Linked DNA regions of Homo sapiens: region 1 is linked to region 2. The links are chromatin loops, found by intact Hi-C in ENCODE. Cell type or tissue: Caco-2. All regions are shown on one strand. Links, peaks and the distances in the headings refer to the core of each region. The heading gives the core; the rest is flanking DNA.

Region 1 (10,972 bases), core at 982-8,981, 340 kb before region 2:
AATCACATAATTCTTACCTACCTCTGAAGTAGTAATGATCTTCATTTTGTAGAAAAGGAAACTGAATTCAGAGAATTAAGAATTAGCCAAGTAGGAGTTGAATCTAAGTTTAATATTCTTTTTTCAACAGCTGCTGGCAGCAAACCAACTATGGGGTGACAGCCTTTCCTCACCCCTTTGGCATCCCAGTGAGGTTGAGAATATAAGTTAGTCCCCTGTAGCTTCATCAGGTGGGGTGGAAACCTACCTTGGATGTCATCATTGAACATGCAGTACTTGTTACGGTATTTGTTGAGCAGGCGGAAGGCATTGGCATTGGCGAAGTCTTCAAATTGGATGAGGCAATTTATTCCAAACCTGTGTGGAGGGAGAGGAAGAAACCCATGATTGCCTCTCTGAGGCAGATCCCTGACAGATCCCAGCTTGCACAGTGGGGTGGGGAGGTGCAGGCCTGGGGGTGGGAGGTGGCATGGCTCCTTCATCTGTGTTTTTGCCACTGGTTGGCTCCTGGACTCCTGGGCTTGGAGCTCTGCCTGCCCTATCATGGATGAGGATGGGGAAGGGAGAGAGTAGGACCCTGGCTTTGGTGGTCAGCCAAGGCAGCATCACTATAGCTAAGGTGCGCTGGTGGCTCCCATGGCTGCCATGGCCAGCCCTGGGAGTGACAAGAGGGCCAAGGAGGGGCCTGCCCTCTGTGTAGCCTGTGGCCATCTGAGATCCCAGAAGAAAGCTCACTCCACATCCAAGTGCATGCAGACAGACCAGCTTCCCCACCACAAGTAGGTGGGGAGCCCCTGCATCCTCCAAATATCTCTCTTGCTGGACCCTGAGGCCTGGAGCTCTTCCACTAGAGACTCCTCTGGCACCAGGCATTGTTCTCTGGTAAGATGAAAGGATGGTTAGGAAAGGCCACTGCATTAAGACACTGTTATCTACTAACATCTTGGTGAAGTTGTTCTCCAACTTGCAGGTGTAGAAGAATCAGTTACTGACCTTGTTTAAAAAGCAGGTCACCAGGCCCATCTCACAGAGTCTCACTCGGAGTGTGGGATGGGGTCAGGAACCTGCATTTTGAACAAGCACCCCAGATGGTTCTGATTCTGACAGCCCAGAGAACCCTGAGAAACAATGCCTTGTGGGTGAAGACAATGGCCATTAAGATGCTTGATATGCCTTATTTAAAATCCATGCTAGCATTGCCTCCTAGATTTCATGGCCTTCCCTTAAAAATGACTGAGTTTGTTCGAGTTTTGTAACCTATTTTTCCTTTTAACATTGCCTGTAAGGAAGCTGAGAGTGAAGTTTTTGCTCATTTGCTACAGGCCCCCTCAGCTTCTGTGGGCTTCTGCACACAGATTTCCCCTTTACTCCATTCTTGCTCTTTGATGCTGGTGTTTGATAGTTTTGTTTGTGTCTTTAGCCTTTCTGTAAGCAAGTGTAGTATGGATTATTAAAAACTACTTAATACATGGATAAAAATAGGTTTCACCTCATGGGTCAATTTGTGGCTGAGTAACAGCATCTGAGGTCATGTCATTGAGAAAAAATGTCCTGATTGATCCATAAGAGGTGTCAGGGCATGTAACAGGTAGAAGTGGCCTGCCCTTCCAACCTGGTGACCTACAGGCTTGGGAGCAGCTTGGGACTGGCTGTGGAAATATTTATTACCTTGTTAGAGAAGGTGGGTGGGGCACATGCTTGGGGGGCTTCCTGTGCTCTCGGGGCATCTTTCTGATGAGGCTGGTGGCTATGAGGGAGTGAGGAGCACTGAAATGGCCCACAAAACATTTTTTCCAGCCTTATAATTTTGTGCATGGCTTATGCTGTCCAGCCCAAATACCAGTGGGTGGGCAAATATTTGTTCCTGCCGTGGTCCTTCCAGAACCTTAGCTAGTCAAGGCTGTTGGTAGAAGGACTGGGAGATGGATTCACATTACAGGGGCAGAAACACAGGGGCAGTGACTTGCCACAGTCCAGTGCTTAGAGTGCTGGGCGTGGGTTAGAAGGCCATAGGCCGGACCTGGCTCTCCACATTCAACTGAGTTACCTGCACATGTCACTTCACCTCTCTATTCTACCTCAGTTTCCCATCCATCAGTGGGCACAATAATATCTGCCTGGCTAACATCTGTGAACTATTGTGAGGGTTAAAAGCTGAGGGTGAGGTTTTTCCCCCAGCTTTACTGAGGCATAATTGACAAATACAAATTGCATATATTGAAGGTATAAAATGTGATGATTTGATATATGTGTACAGTGTGAAATGATAACCACAATCATGCTAATTACCACATCCATCACCCCATATAGTTACTATTTTGTGTGTGTGGTAAGAAAACTCAAGATCTACTTTCTTAGTAAATTTCAAGTATACAATACAGTATTACTAACTGAAGCCTGAGGGTAATTTTTAGACCATAAAATGCTAAACACAAATGCCATTCTGGCCACAATTCTTCTTCACAGTCATAGAACAAATGCTGATGGAGGTTTGGTGGGGGGCTCACTGTGTCTCCCCACCCACCATCCAGCCCTCTTTTGCTTGTACTATGAATAGAAATGATAAATAAAACCTCCCATGCACAAATATAATGCCATGCTCACCAAGCCAAAATTTATTGTGAATTTCAAGTATTTGGATTGGGTGGGGAGGAACACAATGTCTTTGGTTGCTGGTGACATTTTGCTATATATAATTTCTACAAGATTCCCAGTGTTGCCCCACAACTGGCCTGCAGCTAAAATGCTGAAAAGGTCAGACAACAAAACAATGTGATGAACGTTTTCTGTCTCTCTCTGTGTGTCTGTCTCTCTCTGTTTCTCTCTCTCTCTCTCTCTCTCTCTCTCTCTCACACACACACACACACACCCCTTTAAGCAACACCACCATTCATTCACTGAGGTAAAAATAAGGCAAGAATTATAAATAAATACCTTTGTTCAGTGTATGATTATTATTTATATTTAATTCAGTTTTATATAAGAAACCCCCCTCCCTCCCATGGAGCAATTTGATGGAATATAGAATAAAACCTCATTAATTGAGGTCACTTTAATCCTAGCTTGGAATTGCATAAGAGGCCATGTGAATCACTCATCCAATAATCTGGATTCATAGTTCCTAGAACTCACCGGATTTAAGGAACCCCAGAACTCCTCTCCACCTTGGGTAACCATCCCCTGGCTGCTTTCTGGACCTTTTATTCCCAGGAACTACTCCTACTCTAGGATTTCACACTGTCCCATCTCAGTCTCTGACCACAGCCTTTCCTTCTATGTCTCTTCACTTCCACTGCACCTGCTGTTTGTCTGCACCAAGACCTCTGAGCCCTTCACCATGTTATCCCAGTGCCTCAGGCCCTCCATTATGGCTTTTCATGAAACCAGACCACTATCCAGTCTGAACCAAAGGTGGTTACTTCATGGTGCTACTATCTTAGCACCATCCATTTAACCACCATCCACCTATTCATCTATCATCATCCAACCATCCATCATCCATCCATCCATCCATCCATTTTCCATCCATCCATCATTCATTTATCCATCCATTCATCATCCATCCATCCATCCATCATCCATCCATCCTTGATTTATCCATCCATCCATTCACCCATCCATAAATTCATCCATCCAAACACATTCATTGAGCACCTGTGATGATCTGATACTATAGTTTAATGTTTTAGGAAGGGGTGGATTGGATCTATGAAGGAGTTGGCGGAAACTTAATGTTTGGAGTTTGTCTGCCAACTCTTTAAACTAATTAAAAACCAATTAAGAAGAGAAAATTTCAAAGTGGAAATTTAAATGGCTTAGTGGATAAAAAAATGTTTCTCAATTCATCCCTGTACATCCAAATACAGGTAATGAGCTTTCACCATAACACTAATTTAAATGTTAATTATCAATTGCCTTACATATTCATTAAAATGCTAACAACAATGGTAAAAAAAATAGCTAGCTTTTATCTAGTGTTTATTACCTGCTGGGCACCGTGCTGAGCTCTTTACATACATTATCTTAATTAATCTTCACATCACCTTATGATGTAGGCGCTGTTTCCAGAGAAGGAATCTGGAGCTACAGATTGCAAGTTATTTGCTCACAGGCTATGTACTCTATTGCACTTGGTAAGTGGTGGAGCTGGAATTTAAATCTGGTTCTGTCTGACTCAAGAACCAGCTTCAGTTTAATTTTGATAGCCTTACAGGTTCTTAAAAAAAAAAGCTAAATAGGTAATAAGGCTGGATTTCTTTCTCCATTGGGAAAGATCATAGGTATGGTGAAGAAAACATTGACCAGGGAGACAGAAAAAATGCAGGAGTCTTGGCTGAGTCCCCTTTCTCTGTCTGGGTCTCAGTTTCCTGGTCTGAGAGCATTGGAGGAGTAGCACAACCTACTTAATATTTGGGGCTGGAATTGAATACTAGAAGCTTCACTCAGGTATTTCTACAAGTCCAGAGCAGGGAGGTTAGACATTTCTCTGTGAGAGCAACATGTGAGGAAAATATGGGGGGTGAGTGTCTTAGAGCCCTTTGTGCTTACACAAACTGGACCAGCTGAGTGAGCAGGGCAAGGCAGCCACCCTCCAGGTCATACTGTGGAACAGAGGCAGGACCCCTCCCAAGAAGCCGTGCTCTCAGCTCCCTACTCAGGGCTCTGGGCAGCTTCCCGATTCTAGTGCTGGCAGCAGCCTGATGTCTATCCTTCTGTCCTGCGAGAAGCTCCCACTTACCGGGGAGGCTTCTGCTTATCTGTCCCCTTTTGCAATTTTGAACTCTTCACCCTCCAGCCCTGGCAGGGGCTGAGGAACATCTGATGCTTCTCCAGTGGAGAATTCCTGCAATGGAGAAAGAGGCACCTTCCCAAGCCACACAGATAGCTTCCCAGACTTCCCAACCCTGGGGACTCAGCTGGGAAATGGCCTTGGAGTGGCCAGGGAAGGCATTCCAAAGCCAGGGCTCACTTAGAGACACAAGGCTAATGAGTGGATGTTTGATTTTGTTTTTTTTTTTTTCCCTCCAGTACTCAGGCAAGGGGAAGCCAGCAAACAGTGACCTGTGCCTGGGAGTTCTGGAGTTCTGGTGAGCTGTGTGTGACGGTGTGATGATACCCAGGCCACAACCAACAGTGCCAGCACCTGCCACCTGGGATGCATCCTCCCATGGGTAGGAGGGTCTGAGGTGGCTGTTCTGCCCTTCTCCCCAGTGTGTGAACCAAATGCAGAGTGAGGGATGTTGGTGGTGCAGAGCATTCCAGGGGCTGCAGACCTAGTTTCTCTTTTCCATAGGTCAGGACCTGCCATTTTTTCAAACACCTGGGTCTGACCTCTTTCAAGCCTGAACAAACATGAGGGACTGGGAAGAGAAGGTGAACTTGCTCAACCTGCCTCTAAATAGAATGACTAAAAGCTACCTCTGGTATTTCCATGGTAGTCCATGCTGTTCCCCTCCCCCCAGAAAAAAACCCACATGCAAGACTTCCACAGCAGAGCGTTCAGTGAGATTATCAGTTGTCACCCAATGGAAAACTATTTCTTTTTTTATTTCCTTCCAGGAACTAGATCTGACAGAATCATAAAAACTCTTGGTCTTTTTTTTTCTATTTTACATATTCCATTAAACTCTAGTCCCTTGAGATGGTCTTAGAGAGAGGTTCTGTGGTTAAGTAAATTTGGAAAACTCTGTGTGTTACACATAGCATACACAATGTGTATTAAAAGCTCTGAAAAATCTTGCAATAAGAAACCTGTTTAACCCAGCATGTTCAAAGCTTATTTGACCAGACACCTTACTCTGTTGCATCTCATCCTCACCACCTATGGTGGAACACACTTTGGGAGACATGGCTCTGCAGGAAGAACTTTGTGCAGGGGGTGCTGGGTGGATTCAGGGCGAGGCCATCTCTCCCCAGGATTACTGCCATTGCTGCTTCTGTCCAGGACCCTACAGTGACTGATTTCACCTCCTTCAAGTTTATTTCCCCTCCCCCAATCCATCTTCCACATATTTCTAAACACAAGTTTATGTCGGCTACTTATTTTCTGAAAATCCTAAGAGGGCTTCCACTGCCTGTGGGGTTATATCCAAATTCCTTAGGTAGTGTTCATTTTGGCCCCAGCTCTATTGCTGAACACCTACTCAGGTCTTCTGACATTCTAGGCACGTTTTCCTGCTTCCTAACCACTGTGGGCCTTTGCACGGTCCCCTGTCTTTGCTCAAGCTGCTGGTTCTCTCTGTCTAGAAGGCGTCTTTTTGTCTAGGCCAACCCCTACTTAAACTGTAAGGCCCAGAGCTTTTTTTTTTTTTTTTTTTTTTTTTTGAGAGACAGAGTCTTGCTCTGTTACCAGGCTGGAGTGCAGTGGCAACCTCCTCCACCTCCCGGGTTCAAGCAATTCTCCTGCCTCAGTCTCCCAAGTAGCTGGAACTACAGGCATGCACCACCAAGCCCAGCTAATTTTTGTATTTTTACTAGAGACGGGATTTCACCATGTTGGCCAGGATGGTCTTGATTTCTTGACCTCATGATCCACCCACCTTGGCCTCCCAAAGTGCTGGGATTACAGATGTAGGCCCAGATCTTAAACTGTAACCTCTTTTAAGAAGTCTTCCTTGACACATCTCTTTCCCTACCCTTAAAATAGTGCTAATTCTTGTCTTCTCTGGGGTCCCGTGATATTCTGGACATATCTGTAACAATATATGTCACATTGTATTACAATTACTTATTGACATTTCTGTTTCAATTAAAGAAATGTATTCGGCAAGTTATCTTCTTTGTGCCAGAAACTATACTAAGTATGATGTAATAAAAATTCAATTCAACAAACATTTTATGCTTGATATGGTGGCACATGCCAGTCATCCCAGCTGCTCAAGAGGCTAAGGTGGGAAGACCATTTGAGCCCAGAAGTTCAAGGCCAGCCTGGGTAACATAGTGAGACCCATATCTTAGAAGAACAAAGCAAAACAAAACAAACATTTCAAAGTGTCTACTATGAACAAGGGACTGTACTACTTGCTAAAACCTCACAGATTTCACAGTTGAATGGGGACACAGGAAAATAAAAAAACAGTTGCAATACTCTGTGGCATCAGTAATAATAAAGATATGTGCCAGGTACATGGGAAGCCTCAAAGAGGGCAGGCAGCTCTGCAGCGGGGAGAGGCAATGAGGGCTTCACAGGGCAGGAGATTAGGAGGTGGGGCTTGAAGGAAGAGCAGAGGTTCCCAGACAGACTGTGGATGGGTGCGGATGGAAGGAGGGAGGAGGGCATCTCAAGGAGAGGGAACAGCATATGCATGAGGACTGAGTGAGTATGGTGCCTTCCTGGAGCTGCAGGAAAATACACAGGGCCGGATCTTGCCAGAGGAGGCTGAAGATGGGGAGGACATGGGGAGAAATGAGCCTTGGTGGAATGCAGGAGCCACCCCTTTCATGCCCATGTAAACAGCCTAAGCAATCTGGAGGGCAAGGGGGACCCACTGAGGGCTTTAGGCAGGAAGGTGGCGGGTGTTTTAGGAAGTTTATTCTGGCAGAAATGGATGATGGGATGGACAGCTGGGAGGACAGACTGGAGACAAGGAGGCATGGAACTGCAGTGAGAGATTGTGAAGTCCTGGTATTAATATAAGGCAGTGCAGACATGTAGGCAGAGAAGAAGCTGGGTAAAATATGTTAAGGAAGTGAAAAGAGTAGCCTGGAGGAAAGACAAAGTGTGGCAGAGCATAGACAGCTTTGAGACTGAGCAGGTGTGGCTCCATCACTTACTAAACGCATGACCTCAGGAAATGTACTTGATACAAATTTCAGTCTTCACTGATAATAGTGGGCTAATAATACCTCTCTTGCAGTCCTGTTGTGCAAATTAGATGAGATAATGTACATAAAAATCCAGCACACTATAGGCACTGAGTCCTCGGAGGCAATGATTATTAAGGACAGGATTTAATAATAGACCAGATATGGAGATGAATGAGAAGGAGGAGCCCAGGAAGGGCCGAGGATGGAGGGTGAAGTCCTTTACTCATCAAGGTTGGGGATGGGGAAAGAAAGGCAAACTTACTTGATAAGGCGGAGTTGGCACATGAGGAGTCCCAGGTTCTGTGGAACGTTCTAACGAACGTGTTCATGAAGCAATGGGCTATACATGAGGTCAGCGGAGGGGAACAGGCAGCTCAGGGCACTGTGAGCAGTTGAAGCCATGGGATTGGGTGAGGGTTCTCAGGCAGCGCCTGTGCACAGAGCAGGGAGCAGGGCAAGGACACAACCCTGGGACACCCTGCATCCACGGAGCAGAGAGAGATAGTGGAAGAAAGTCCAGCCAAGGATAGCGAGCAGGTTGGGCCCACACAGCAGCTGCTACCAGAGCCACGCAATGGGCCGTGGTCGGGAGCATCAAATACTGCCAACATGTCAAGTGAAACAGGGACCACAAAGTGTACATTGGAGTCGTTGTTTAGAGGATCACTGGTGACCTTCGCAGACCACTTTTGGTGGGGAAGGGAGGGAACCATCTGGCATGGGGTTAAAGTGAAAATGGAAGGGGAGGAAATGTTGGTCATCACAAATTTCAAGAAGCTTGGCTGTGAAGTAGGCAGGGTGACAGCTGTTGGGGGAAGTGGGACTGAACGGTGAATTTGTTTTGGGGATGGGAGGTATACATATGAGATACAGGAGTCAGAATGGAGGGGAGATGAGAGATGACAGGGCTGGTGAGATCCTGAGAGCTAGGAGGAGGTGGGGGCTAGAGCACAGTTAGAATGGGAAGAAGACACAGTCAGATGTCATAGGACAGATAAGAGGCCGTCACAGCACAACTCTGCCACAGACTTGCATGAAGAGTGACTTATTCTGCTGGGGGTGTGAATCAGCAGAGGGGGTCATGTTTTGCGGAAGGATTCACAAGGATGACAGGGAATCTATACCATGGGTGAAAAAACTGGATACCGTGGATTGGAGAAAGAGGGAATACGGAGCCTGAGAAGGGCAAGTGTAATTGGGCATAATGATTATCTTCAATCATAGGAACGACTGTTTGTGGACAAGGACTTAAGCAGATTGATTTTGTATGGCTTTGAGGCAAAAGCAGAGCCAATGAGTGGAAGTCAGAAGGACACAGATTCCAGTGCCATATAAGGCAGAGATTTCAAACACTGGTTGGAAAGAGACTGCTGGTCACTGGAGGTGAGTCCATGGTCACCGGAGCTCCACTTGGCACGGAAGTCGTGGAAGGGATTTCAGCCCATGATGTGAGGGTGGACCTCTGAGGCCCTTCCCTTCCCAGCTCCCAGACTGGGAGATTCCCTGGTGTGCTGGGGTCTGGCAGCCAGACTGGCAGGCTCCTGAGACTGGGATTCTGGCCTAAGGGGGAAAACTCCCATTGACTCGCAACATAGTCACAGGAAGCAGTAACTTCTAAGCAAAAGTCCCAGGATAATGTGGCCATTCCTCAGTCACAGCTCTGACGGCAAGTCTTGGCCAGACAGAAAACACTCAGGAACAGCTTGGCTTTCCTCCTGATTTTCCCTGTTTGTCTGAGTTCCGGGGCAAGCACACCAAATGGCGCCAGAAATCTCATTGCTGGGGAGGGGATGGTGGCTGACCTGCTGACCTCTCAACCTCCCAAAGGTCAGTGGCAACACAAAGGTTTTCCTCTAGGACATGGCAACTCACTCCTCAACCTCCTGCTTATAAAGCTTTCTTGGCCACCAACCCACTGGCTGGCTTGGGGGCTTCAGCATGTATGTCAGCCCATATTTGTCCTTAGATTGTGCATATCAGGTTGGCATGAGGCCACAGGTGTCCTCCATGAAGGTTTTTTGATTAATGAGGCCCTTTCTGAGTGTTCTCTTCAGTTGCTAGCGCTTTCCTGGGAATAAGGTCATGACTTTTAAAGTCCAAGTAAATGTCCCAGATCTTTTGATCACCTTATGCCCTTTATCAACCTTGATCAACGCTGCAGGCAAGGCCATTGGCTGCGTACACATTAAATCTATGCAAACCCAGCAGTAATTATTTGGGAATTTCCCTTGTAGTTTATAAATTCCTTGACAGCAAAGTCTACTTCTGACTTCTTGCCATATTCAATAAAGGAATTAATAAATGGATGGATGAATACATGAATAAATAGGAAAACAAATAACTGAATGTGGTCTTAAACTATTTTTCTGGTGACTTTATGTGTCCATGTTATAATCACAGGGAAAATTGAATTCTTCAGGACAAGTCTTTTCTTTGTTGATTTAGTTTGGATGTATGTTGCCAGCCAAATCTCATACTGAAATGTAATTCCCAATGTTGGAGGTGGGGCCTGGTGGGAAGTGATTGGATCATGGGGGAGGAGTTCTCATGAATGGTTTAGTACCATCCCTCTGGGTACTGTCCTCGTGATAGTGAGTTGTCATGAGGTCTGGTTGTTTAAAAGTGTGTAGTACCTCCCCTTTTGCTCTCCTGTTCCTGTTTTCACCATGTGATATACCTTCTCCCGCTTTGCCTTCTGCCATGATTGTAAGCTTCCTGAGGCCTTCTTAGAAGCTGAGCAGATGTTGGCACCATGCTTCCTGTAAAGCCGGCAGAACCATGAGCTAATTACACCTCTTTTCTTTGTAAATTACCCAGTCTCAGGTATTTCTTTATAACAATGTGAGAAGGAACTAATATATTTGTATTGGCCACATTGTGGGGTACAGGGAAGGCACGTGATAAATATAGCCTGAATGAAAATTTGGAGGAAATTTCATGAATTACATGAAGGAGGGCACATAATTGGATAAGTTTTCCTTAATTTCCCACAGCTTTTCTCATTATCTGGCCTTGGGGAAATAATTTTCTCTTTGGGTCTCAGTTTCCTCATCTAAAAAGTGAGGAAATTGGATCAAATGAGTGGGTTGTTTCTTGCTCAGATATTCCAAGAATGCAAGATTAAAGTCCTAGGCTGGATCCAGTGAGAAAATGAGAATTCTAAGAT
Region 2 (10,972 bases), core at 401-8,400:
GTCTGCAGTAAATGAACGTTCAGCCCTTGCCCTCCTGACCTGCTTGTCTTTGTTTCTACAGAACAGTGCTCGGCATGGCAGGGATTCCAGGGCTCCTCTTCCTTCTCTTCTTTCTGCTCTGTGCTGTTGGGCAAGTGAGCCCTTACAGTGCCCCCTGGAAACCCACTTGGCCTGCATACCGCCTCCCTGTCGTCTTGCCCCAGTCTACCCTCAATTTAGCCAAGCCAGACTTTGGAGCCGAAGCCAAATTAGAAGTATCTTCTTCATGTGGACCCCAGTGTCATAAGGGAACTCCACTGCCCACTTACGAAGAGGCCAAGCAATATCTGTCTTATGAAACGCTCTATGCCAATGGCAGCCGCACAGAGACGCAGGTGGGCATCTACATCCTCAGCAGTAGTGGAGATGGGGCCCAACACCGAGACTCAGGGTCTTCAGGAAAGTCTCGAAGGAAGCGGCAGATTTATGGCTATGACAGCAGGTTCAGCATTTTTGGGAAGGACTTCCTGCTCAACTACCCTTTCTCAACATCAGTGAAGTTATCCACGGGCTGCACCGGCACCCTGGTGGCAGAGAAGCATGTCCTCACAGCTGCCCACTGCATACACGATGGAAAAACCTATGTGAAAGGAACCCAGAAGCTTCGAGTGGGCTTCCTAAAGCCCAAGTTTAAAGATGGTGGTCGAGGGGCCAACGACTCCACTTCAGCCATGCCCGAGCAGATGAAATTTCAGTGGATCCGGGTGAAACGCACCCATGTGCCCAAGGGTTGGATCAAGGGCAATGCCAATGACATCGGCATGGATTATGATTATGCCCTCCTGGAACTCAAAAAGCCCCACAAGAGAAAATTTATGAAGATTGGGGTGAGCCCTCCTGCTAAGCAGCTGCCAGGGGGCAGAATTCACTTCTCTGGTTATGACAATGACCGACCAGGCAATTTGGTGTATCGCTTCTGTGACGTCAAAGACGAGACCTATGACTTGCTCTACCAGCAATGCGATGCCCAGCCAGGGGCCAGCGGGTCTGGGGTCTATGTGAGGATGTGGAAGAGACAGCAGCAGAAGTGGGAGCGAAAAATTATTGGCATTTTTTCAGGGCACCAGTGGGTGGACATGAATGGTTCCCCACAGGATTTCAACGTGGCTGTCAGAATCACTCCTCTCAAATATGCCCAGATTTGCTATTGGATTAAAGGAAACTACCTGGATTGTAGGGAGGGGTGACACAGTGTTCCCTCCTGGCAGCAATTAAGGGTCTTCATGTTCTTATTTTAGGAGAGGCCAAATTGTTTTTTGTCATTGGCGTGCACACGTGTGTGTGTGTGTGTGTGTGTGTGTAAGGTGTCTTATAATCTTTTACCTATTTCTTACAATTGCAAGATGACTGGCTTTACTATTTGAAAACTGGTTTGTGTATCATATCATATATCATTTAAGCAGTTTGAAGGCATACTTTTGCATAGAAATAAAAAAAATACTGATTTGGGGCAATGAGGAATATTTGACAATTAAGTTAATCTTCACGTTTTTGCAAACTTTGATTTTTATTTCATCTGAACTTGTTTCAAAGATTTATATTAAATATTTGGCATACAAGAGATATGAATTCTTATATGTGTGCATGTGTGTTTTCTTCTGAGATTCATCTTGGTGGTGGGTTTTTTTGTTTTTTTAATTCAGTGCCTGATCTTTAATGCTTCCATAAGGCAGTGTTCCCATTTAGGAACTTTGACAGCATTTGTTAGGCAGAATATTTTGGATTTGGAGGCATTTGCATGGTAGTCTTTGAACAGTAAAATGATGTGTTGACTATACTGATACACATATTAAACTATACCTTATAGTAAACCAGTATCCCAAGCTGCTTTTAGTTCCAAAAATAGTTTCTTTTCCAAAGGTTGTTGCTCTACTTTGTAGGAAGTCTTTGCATATGGCCCTCCCAACTTTAAAGTCATACCAGAGTGGCCAAGAGTGTTTATCCCAACCCTTCCATTTAACAGGATTTCACTCACATTTCTGGAACTAGCTATTTTTCAGAAGACAATAATCAGGGCTTAATTAGAACAGGCTGTATTTCCTCCCAGCAAACAGTTGTGGCCACACTAAAAACAATCATAGCATTTTACCCCTGGATTATAGCACATCTCATGTTTTATCATTTGGATGGAGTAATTTAAAATGAATTAAATTCCAGAGAACAATGGAAGCATTGCCTGGCAGATGTCACAACAGAATAACCACTTGTTTGGAGCCTGGCACAGTCCTCCAGCCTGATCAAAAATTATTCTGCATAGTTTTCAGTGTGCTTTCTGGGAGCTATGTACTTCTTCAATTTGGAAACTTTTCTCTCTCATTTATAGTGAAAATACTTGGAAGTTACTTTAAGAAAACCAGTGTGGCCTTTTTCCCTCTAGCTTTAAAAGGGCCGCTTTTGCTGGAATGCTCTAGGTTATAGATAAACAATTAGGTATAATAGCAAAAATGAAAATTGGAAGAATGCAAAATGGATCAGAATCATGCCTTCCAATAAAGGCCTTTACACATGTTTTATCAATATGATTATCAAATCACAGCATATACAGAAAAGACTTGGACTTATTGTATGTTTTTATTTTATGGCTCTCGGCCTAAGCACTTCTTTCTAAATGTATCGGAGAAAAAATCAAATGGACTACAAGCACGTGTTTGCTGTGCTTGCACCCCAGGTAAACCTGCATTGTAGCAATTTGTAAGGATATTCAGATGGAGCACTGTCACTTAGACATTCTCTGGGGGATTTTCTGCTTGTCTTTCTTGAGCTTTTTGGAAGGATAATTCTGATAAGGCACTCAAGAAACGTACAACCACAGTGCTTTCTTCAAATCATATGAGAAATACTATGCATAGCAAGGAGATGCAGAGCCGCCAGGAAAATTCTGAGTTCCAGCACAATTTTCTTTGGAATCTAACAGGAATCTAGCCTGAGGAAGAAGGGAGGTCTCCATTTCTATGTCTGGTATTTGGGGGTTTTGTTTGTTTTTGCTTTAGCTTGGTGAAAAAAAGTTCACTGAACACCAAGACCAGAATGGATTTTTTTAAAAAAATAGATGTTCCTTTTGTGAAGCACCTTGATTCCTTGATTTTGATTTTTTGCAAAGTTAGACAATGGCACAAAGTCAAAATGAAATCAATGTTTAGTTCACAAGTAGATGTAATTTACTAAAGAATGATACACCCATATGCTATATACAGCTTAACTCACAGAACTGTAAAAGAAAATTATAAAATAATTCAACATGTCCATCTTTTTAGTGATAATAAAAGAAAGCATGGTATTAAACTATCATAGAAGTAGACAGAAAAAGAAAAAAGGACTCATGGCATTATTAATATAATTAGTGCTTTACATGTGTTAGTTATACATATTAGAAGCATATTTGCCTAGTAAGGCTAGTAGAACCACATTTCCCAAAGTGTGCTCCTTAAACACTCATGCCTTATGATTTTCTACCAAAAGTAAAAAGGGTTGTATTAAGTCAGAGGAAGATGCCTCTCCATTTTCCCTCTCTTTATCAGAGGTTCACATGCCTGTCTGCACATTAAAAGCTCTGGGAAGACCTGTTGTAAAGGGACAAGTTGAGGTTGTAAAATCTGCATTTAAATAAACATCTTTGATCACAAAACCCTTGTTTTCTCATATAATGCCTATAAGCAATCTGGTGTTCTACTAAATACATTCTGGGGATCTCTGTAACAGCCTTTTGGTTGAGGTGGTAATGTAGAAAGAATGATGAGTCCGAGTGGGGTCAGGTGTCTGTGCCTTTAGGGTTTAACCAGACCCTATAACCAGGATTTGGAAATCTTCACAGCGTGAAATTAGAAGTAATAAATTTGAAAATTATCTGTCGCTGAGAATCAGAAGTTTGTGGCAGAACTGGGGACACATGTTTTACATAGACTTTACTCCAAATTTTGAATTTTGAAAAGGAGATAGTGTTTTTAAAAGGTGGGAAAATAGCCTTAAAGGGGTAAAGAAATAGGAGCAGAGTTGTATGTGTAATCTTTCTTTTTACTGTTTTTGGACCAAAAAGGGATTGAAATACCAAGGTCATGCTCCCAATTCCCTGTTCTTTGTGTAGCTCAGTCTACCTGCTTGGGGAGATGGGAAGTACCTGGTGATGCCTGGATCATGTATTCAAGGAATCACTCTTTCTCTAACAAACCCCACAGGAGGTCTTTAATGCAGAACTTGTTAAGAATGACTAAGCCTGCCCTGGAATGATGACTCTAGGCTGCTGTCTGCTAACTGAAGGGTAAATGGCAGCCATCCAGTGAGTCCAGAGGAATTCTGACAGTGATCCCCAACACTCACTGAGGGCTTCCTTCTTACTTTGCCTGGGTTCTGCTGCTGTTCATGTCTGCACTTTTTCTTTGTTCTTGTCATGAACCAGCTCAGGTATGCCTTGAAGTTGCCTCTGACCATTGATTTCTATGGATGTTTGATAAGGCAGCCATTTCATTTATCATTCAGAATGGGATTCTTTTGAGAATGCTATGACTAATGAAGCTGGGGCAGCAGGTGTAAGCCAGGTATGTCTTGGCCAACAAGCATGTTTGGTCACTTAATTATTAACCTTTCAAAGCTCTGTATAGCGTGCAGACTGGCAGCCATCCTTGCTAATCTAGGAACAAAGGTGGGGCTGCAGCTCCCTGCGTTTCTCCTCTCTGGGCTTCCATTGTGATTCCTGTGATACCTTCTTTGCCTGGCTCAGCATTCTGAGGGCCTCCAATAGGGGAAGGGCATTTAAAAATCCTTTTGATGGGGTGGGGTCATCGTACATACATGGCAGACATGAGGCCATTTCTGGGCGATCAACAACACATCTGTTTTTAGTCTGGGGTTCCCCCCGGAGGAGGAAATAAACCAGCTTCCAGAACAAGAGTAAACAGGGGTTGGCCGGGCATGGTGGCTCATGTCTGTAATCCTAGCACTTTGGGAGGCTGAGGCAGGTGGATCACTTGAGGTGAGGAGCTCCAGACCAGCCCTGCTAACATGCTGAAACCCCGTCACTACTAAAAATACAAAAATTGGCCGGGCATGGTGGCGCATGCCTGTAATCCCAGCTGCTAGGGAAGCTAAGGCAGGAGAATCGCTTGAAACTAGGAGTCGGAGATTGCAATGAGCCAAAATTATGCCACTGCACTCCAGCCTAGGCAACAGAGTGAGACTCTGTCTCAAAAAAAAAAAAAAAAAGAAAAAGAAAAAGAAAAAAGAAAGGGTAAACAGGATTGAGAGCTGAGATAGCAGCCTGGTATGGGAAGATGATGGCCTTGGAGTTGGGCAGACTGATTCCACAGTTGTCTAGTTCCTTATGGCAAATAAATCCCAATGCATTGTGGTTTAAAATTTAAACCCTCCTATATGATTTAAAGATCCTCCCTCTTCTGGGTTCCAGCTTCTCAGTGGGCTCATTTGAAGCTGAGGAAGAGAGAAAGGAGACAGGCATATTTATCTGACTCATTGCAGTGATGTTCTCTCTTCATTGCTTGCTGCTTCTCAGATAACACCAGCTCTTCTACCCTCCTTAGCCCTTAACTATGGTGATATAACCCTCTGTCTCCTGCGCACCTTTATCTAACAGATAGCTGTCTCAAGTACACAGCCAGCAAGATGCTTCAAGCCCAGTCATCTTGTTTCCTATTTGCATAACCCACAAGAAACTCATAGGCTTGCTATACCTGTGTGTTAGTGGCTTATTGAGAATTTGGGAGGGAATATGTTTGAGCCTCAACAAACTGAAGTGCAAGGGCCCCTGGCAGTATCAAATTTGTTCTGTTTAAGAGACAGATGGGGAAGAGTTCAAAAAGATAGATTCCAGCCAGCTCATATAGAAATTAAGGATTCTGTCAAGGTCTTTTTAATTCATCTTACTTGCTGGGGGATACAGTCAAAGGACTTTAAGTAGGAGCCCTGGTGGGGCCTAATCAGGACCGACTTATCCATGAAGGGACAGTAGGCACAGTGTCTAGGGCCCACAGCAGTTTCAGAGATCACACAGAAATATTTATTTTAAAATCAGAAGAAGAAAGTTAATTTTTAAGCCTAATAAAATGTGTTAATATAATGTTAATATATTTATATTAACAGCCATAAAATATAATTTTTAATATTTTTTAATGGAGAAGGAGACTTATGAAGGCAAAAGTGCTTAGGGCCCACAAAAATCAAAATGCAGCCCTGAAACTCATTCATATTTGACAATATCTCTTTGGATGCTAAATGGAGAATGGATTTTAGGCAGTGGCAATGGGAAAACTAGTAATCCAGGTAAGAAATGGCAGTGACTTTGACTTTGGAAGTAGAGGATATTGAATAGTGGTCATATCTGGAAGAGTATATATTTGAAAGTAGAGCCAACATGAATAGGTGTGGTAAAGGAGGAATCAAGAATGACTGCTTGGCTTGGGGCCTGAGCATCCACAGAGATTCCAGGTGCCATTTGCTGAGATGGGAAAGACTAAAGGAAGAGAATTAGATTCTGCTGTGGAAATGAAAACCGAGAATTCCTGTGTCAGTCATGTTAGGTTTCAACTGTCTAGCGGACACCCAAATGCCAATGTCAAATGAACTATAGGATCTCTGATTGTGAAGCTCAGTAGAAATATCTCAAATGCACTTGTAGATGATATTTAAACCACAGAGAAATAATATCATCTGGGGAGAGAATGAGGCTTGAGAAGAGAAGAGGGCTGAGGACAGAGTCCCAGTCCACCAACATTTAGATGTTGGGTTCAGTAGAAGAGAAGGAGGAAGAGGAGGAGGAGGAGGAGGCAGTAAGGAAGCTGGTAAGAAGCCACCAATAAGGTTAAGGACAACAAGGAAAATGTGGCCTCAAAGAAAGCAAGAGAAAAAAGTTGGAAGCCAGGTTGAGGAAGTGAGAGACAAAGGGTGGGACAAGATCAGATTGTGCTTCAGGTTATGTTTAGAAATGTCCCTCTGGCTATGGTGGGAAAGACGGGGTGGAAGGCAGGAGACCAGAGAGGAGTCTGTCTAGTCCTCCAAGCCTCAGCTGTTTTCATGACAAGCAGAACCTTGCCTTGTGTGTCTCTGTGCACCCACCATGCAAGCATGGGGCACTGTGCACCAGGTATGCTTATCATGCCTGTGAATGAGGGATTGATTAACTGAATCCTCCAGGGACACTTGGGACAGCTCTGCCCACAAGAAGAGCAAGAACCCAGGCATCAATGGGGTGGTGCAGACATGGGCTCAGGGAGGCCCTCTGCCATCCCCTCCTGCCTGGACCAATGTTTTCTGAGAGGCAGAAAGTGCAGGGTGACTCTTCACTGTGGTATTTGTCTATGTGTGTATCAAGTGTGTAAAAATACTGTGCTCTCTTAGTCTTGATTTATCACTGCCCCTTGTCTTCGGGCTATTAAAAGGACTAAGGCCCTGTCTTCCATAAAGAGCAAGAACAGCTTTGAGAAGCGTCAAGTTCCAATCCAGTGAAGAAAGACTGAAGTGTTTGCCTTGGAGAGAATGAGGAGAGTCTCAGGAAATGAAATAAACAGAACAAGGGGCTAGAATCCAAGCAGCAGCCGTGGGAACAGCAGCCAGTTCTTGCCATCCAATGAGATGTCTTCTCAGGATGGCCTTCCCTGGCCATCTTCTCTGAAATTCAATGCCCCTCAGCCCCTTCCTCGGGGAGTTCTTATTGCCCTTCCCTGTTTTATTGTCCTGCTCTGCACTTATCACTAACACTGTTATATTTATGTATTTGTCCTCTGCCACTAGAATGTAATTTCATGAGGACAGAGGTTTTTATCTGTTGTGTCCCCACAATTAGAACAGTGCCTGGCATGTAGGTTCTCAATAAATAATGTTATTCAAATGGCTGATTGAACGAATGATCCCAGATGGTTTATATAACCCAGAACATGATGACTTAGGGTTATGTGAGCTTGGATATTTCTTGGGTCCAAACACATCCCAGAATAAAACTCTTGTGGTGTTTTGTATGTATTCTGTTCTATTCTAGCATGTGTTACATTGCTGTTGTTATTTATGTGTCTGCCTCTTCTACAAGACTATGAGCCTTGCAAGAGCAGGGGCTGAGTTCTGTTCTTCTGTGTCTTCCCTTATCTATCCCATGGTCTAGCACAGGAAATATTTGTGAGAAAGTGAGTGTCTGTCTGTCTGTCATGACTTAGCCTGTCATGACATAGATCCTCTCCCACATCTCACAGGCAACAAGCTAGAGTTCTGTGCTATCCATCACCTCCTCTCCAGCTCCCCTGCCACTGCCCTGATTTCACCTTGTTGTTTCTCCTTTAACTATGACAGCAGATTCCAAACTGGATTCTGAGCCTCCCAGCTCGCCCACACCTGCCCAAGACATGTTCTGAAGCAAAGACCTGATCAGGCCCCTCCCCTATGTTTCCTATTGACTAGATGCTGGTTACTAGAGAAGTTTAGTTTTCTTAGCCATGAATCCATGACCAATCCAATATAGTGATCAGATTTATCCCCCATTGCTTCCCAGAGTCACATAACCTGTCGTCTAGCCAAGTTGTACCAAACACATCCGTGTTTTCAACCTTCTGTCATTGCTCAAGCTCTCCTACCCTCCAGCTAGGTTGCCCTTCCTCCATCTCTTCAATTAGTCAATCATTCAGTTATTCATTCAGCAAATGTCCTCAAGCCCACCTCGGTGCCAGTCACTGTGTTCACGCTGGGGCTGCAGAGATGACTGAGATACATCCCTGTGCTCAGGGTGTTCATGCGTCTTCTCCTTTTGAGGTCACTGTAGTCATGACTCTTGCTCTACCTCCCAGAGTGATGAGGCTCAGTAACTACCCTCTCCACAAAATATCTTGGCCTCAGTACAATGGAATTGCCACTTTGTAAATTGAATGAGTTGAGTGCTTCCCCTACATTTTAATAAGTCTTTGAGTTACCGTCCTGCCTGATTATTACATTTCCTTTCTTGGATTTATTAAAACTTGCTCCACCCCCAGTTCCCTGATGGAAAATGCCATGTTTGGTAAACTAACATAGCCCCCAGCATGACTAATATCCTCTGTGGATAAGGCATTCTGGGACATAAGGACACTGTTTTTTTAAAGTGACAGGTTTTACTACTCCAGGATGATTTCCAGACCAGCTGAACACAGCGTTGGAATAGAAATGCCACCACTTTGTCTTTCTACTTTCACAGAAAAGATGTGTTGGTTGAGTATAACATAATATCAGGAAGAATTCATTCAATTCCTTCATTATATCTTTACCGATCAGCCTCTTTATGCTTTGTTTTGTTCTTCAAGCTGTTTAGTGTCCCAAATTCTCTTCACTTTGTCTGAGGTCTTGAAAATTGTAAAATCCTATGAAGATTCATCTGCAGAAAAAGTTTAACTTGAAAATCTAATTATTTATAAGACCCACTTTTGTGAAAGAATAAAACATGATCATGCTTGAGTCTAAAACTCTGGACATTTATAGTTGCGATCAGATTTATTTCCATTCTATATTTTTTCAAATGGCCTATTTTTGCTTGAAAATATGGTTTTTGAGGGGCAAGAAAGCCTTTTTTTGTGATTTTTTTTATTGCCTTCTAACTGTGGGCTTCTGTTTCCCTCATGCTTTCTATTTCATGTATAGTATATTTTGGATCATGTTTTTCCTGACTCTGGAACTTCCTATAACTTTTTATATGGTGTTCCTTTTAGATACTGTTTTAAAAACTCTTTCTTTTGAAATGTGTCAATCTGTCCAGAGAATTAAGTTAATGATGTGGCTATTTTTAAACTCTTTAGATAGCTATGGTTGAAAAGACAAAAAACAAAGTGAGCAATTCTGTGACTGCAGATAGAACTTTTCTAAATGGCTGGCTGGCATTTTTGAGACAAAACTCTATACTTTTATTGAAATACCTCTATTTCTGGCTCATGGATTGTCACCGTATTCTAGAAGTAAGACAAAGAGCCTTGTCTGGTGGACCTGAACACCAATTAGAGTTTCTTTTCAAGAGTATCACTATTCAGCTCTCCTGTTTGCCACTGGCCAGTTGACTTTTTATAGCCAGTGAAAATCCATCCAAGAATCCTGCAGTTTCTTCATGAATTTGTTCTTGTAATGAATTTACGTTGTGTTCAGGCAAGTATCAGATCATTCATTTATGAAACCAACAAGCATGTATTGAGTACCTGTAATGTGCCAGACACTTTTATGAATGATTTACATATATTAATTAATTCACTTCCCACTACAAACCTATGAAGTAGGCATTGATTTTGTATCCATGTCAGAGAGGGGCTAATTGAAGCAAGGTAACTTGCCAAAAACACACAGCTAGAAATGGGATTCATATCTTAGCAGTCTGCCTTGGGAGTTCATGCTCTTATTCTACTAATAGCAAGGTGCCATAAGACTACCGTGAGTGGAGCAACTAACCATGCCTCCAGATTGGGAGTCAGGAGCCTCAGGGAAGGCAAATTCAGAACAAGAGTTGTTTGATCCTTGATGAAGAGGCTTAATCGTTGATTTGATCCTTGTTAGCAACTGATTAGCACATACCAAATTACCTGCAGAGAAGATACACCAGAAAAAAATATGTGCACATATCTGCAAAGCTGTATTACATACCTAAAAACTTTGTATCATCAGTACAAGTATAAAACAAATCATGTGTGATTTGATTCATTTATACATGCTAACCAAATATTTTCAGATTTCCTTTATGCTGTGCCACATCATATGTATCATTAATTGAAATCTATTTTGAATGGCCAACATTCAGAAGTTTCTCGAGTGCCTGGGGTGGGAATCTAAATTTTTAAGACACACTATTGTTTCAACCATTGTTTTTCCTTATAACATGATTCTGATCAATTTGTATTTAGTAAGTGTTTCCGACCATTTAGAAAGACCTTTCCTTTCTAAATCAACACGTAACTTGAAAAAATAAATCAAAATTTTGAAATATCACCTTGTT

Evidence for each region. Peaks named below come from ENCODE experiments on the same cell type or tissue, not always from the same donor. Only the 100,000 strongest peaks of a DNase experiment are listed, where the experiment ranks them.
Region 1: it touches region 2 in a loop (5-fold over the local background); 10 of 110 quality-filtered maps call a loop at or near these places.

The regions. Positions count from the first base shown.
Region 1 is chr11:86,464,844-86,475,815 of GRCh38, forward strand. It overlaps ME3 (malic enzyme 3), which reads right to left. Exons shown (of 15, transcript NM_001161586.3): 8 at 248-357. Among named protein-coding and RNA genes, the nearest start is that of CCDC81, 95 kb to the left of the region's middle. In Caco-2, for the core only: no CTCF peak of the experiment used is centred there; DNase peaks (open chromatin) are centred at 4,795 and 5,348.
Region 2 is chr11:86,807,570-86,818,541 of GRCh38, forward strand. It overlaps PRSS23 (serine protease 23), which reads left to right. Exons shown (of 2, transcript NM_007173.6): 2 at 62-3,664. The coding sequence starts at 75. The coding sequence ends at 1,226. Among named protein-coding and RNA genes, the nearest start is that of PRSS23, 13 kb to the left of the region's middle. RefSeq lists an enhancer at 3,970-4,556 and a silencer at 10,958-10,972. In Caco-2, for the core only: no CTCF peak of the experiment used is centred there; a DNase peak (open chromatin) is centred at 4,642.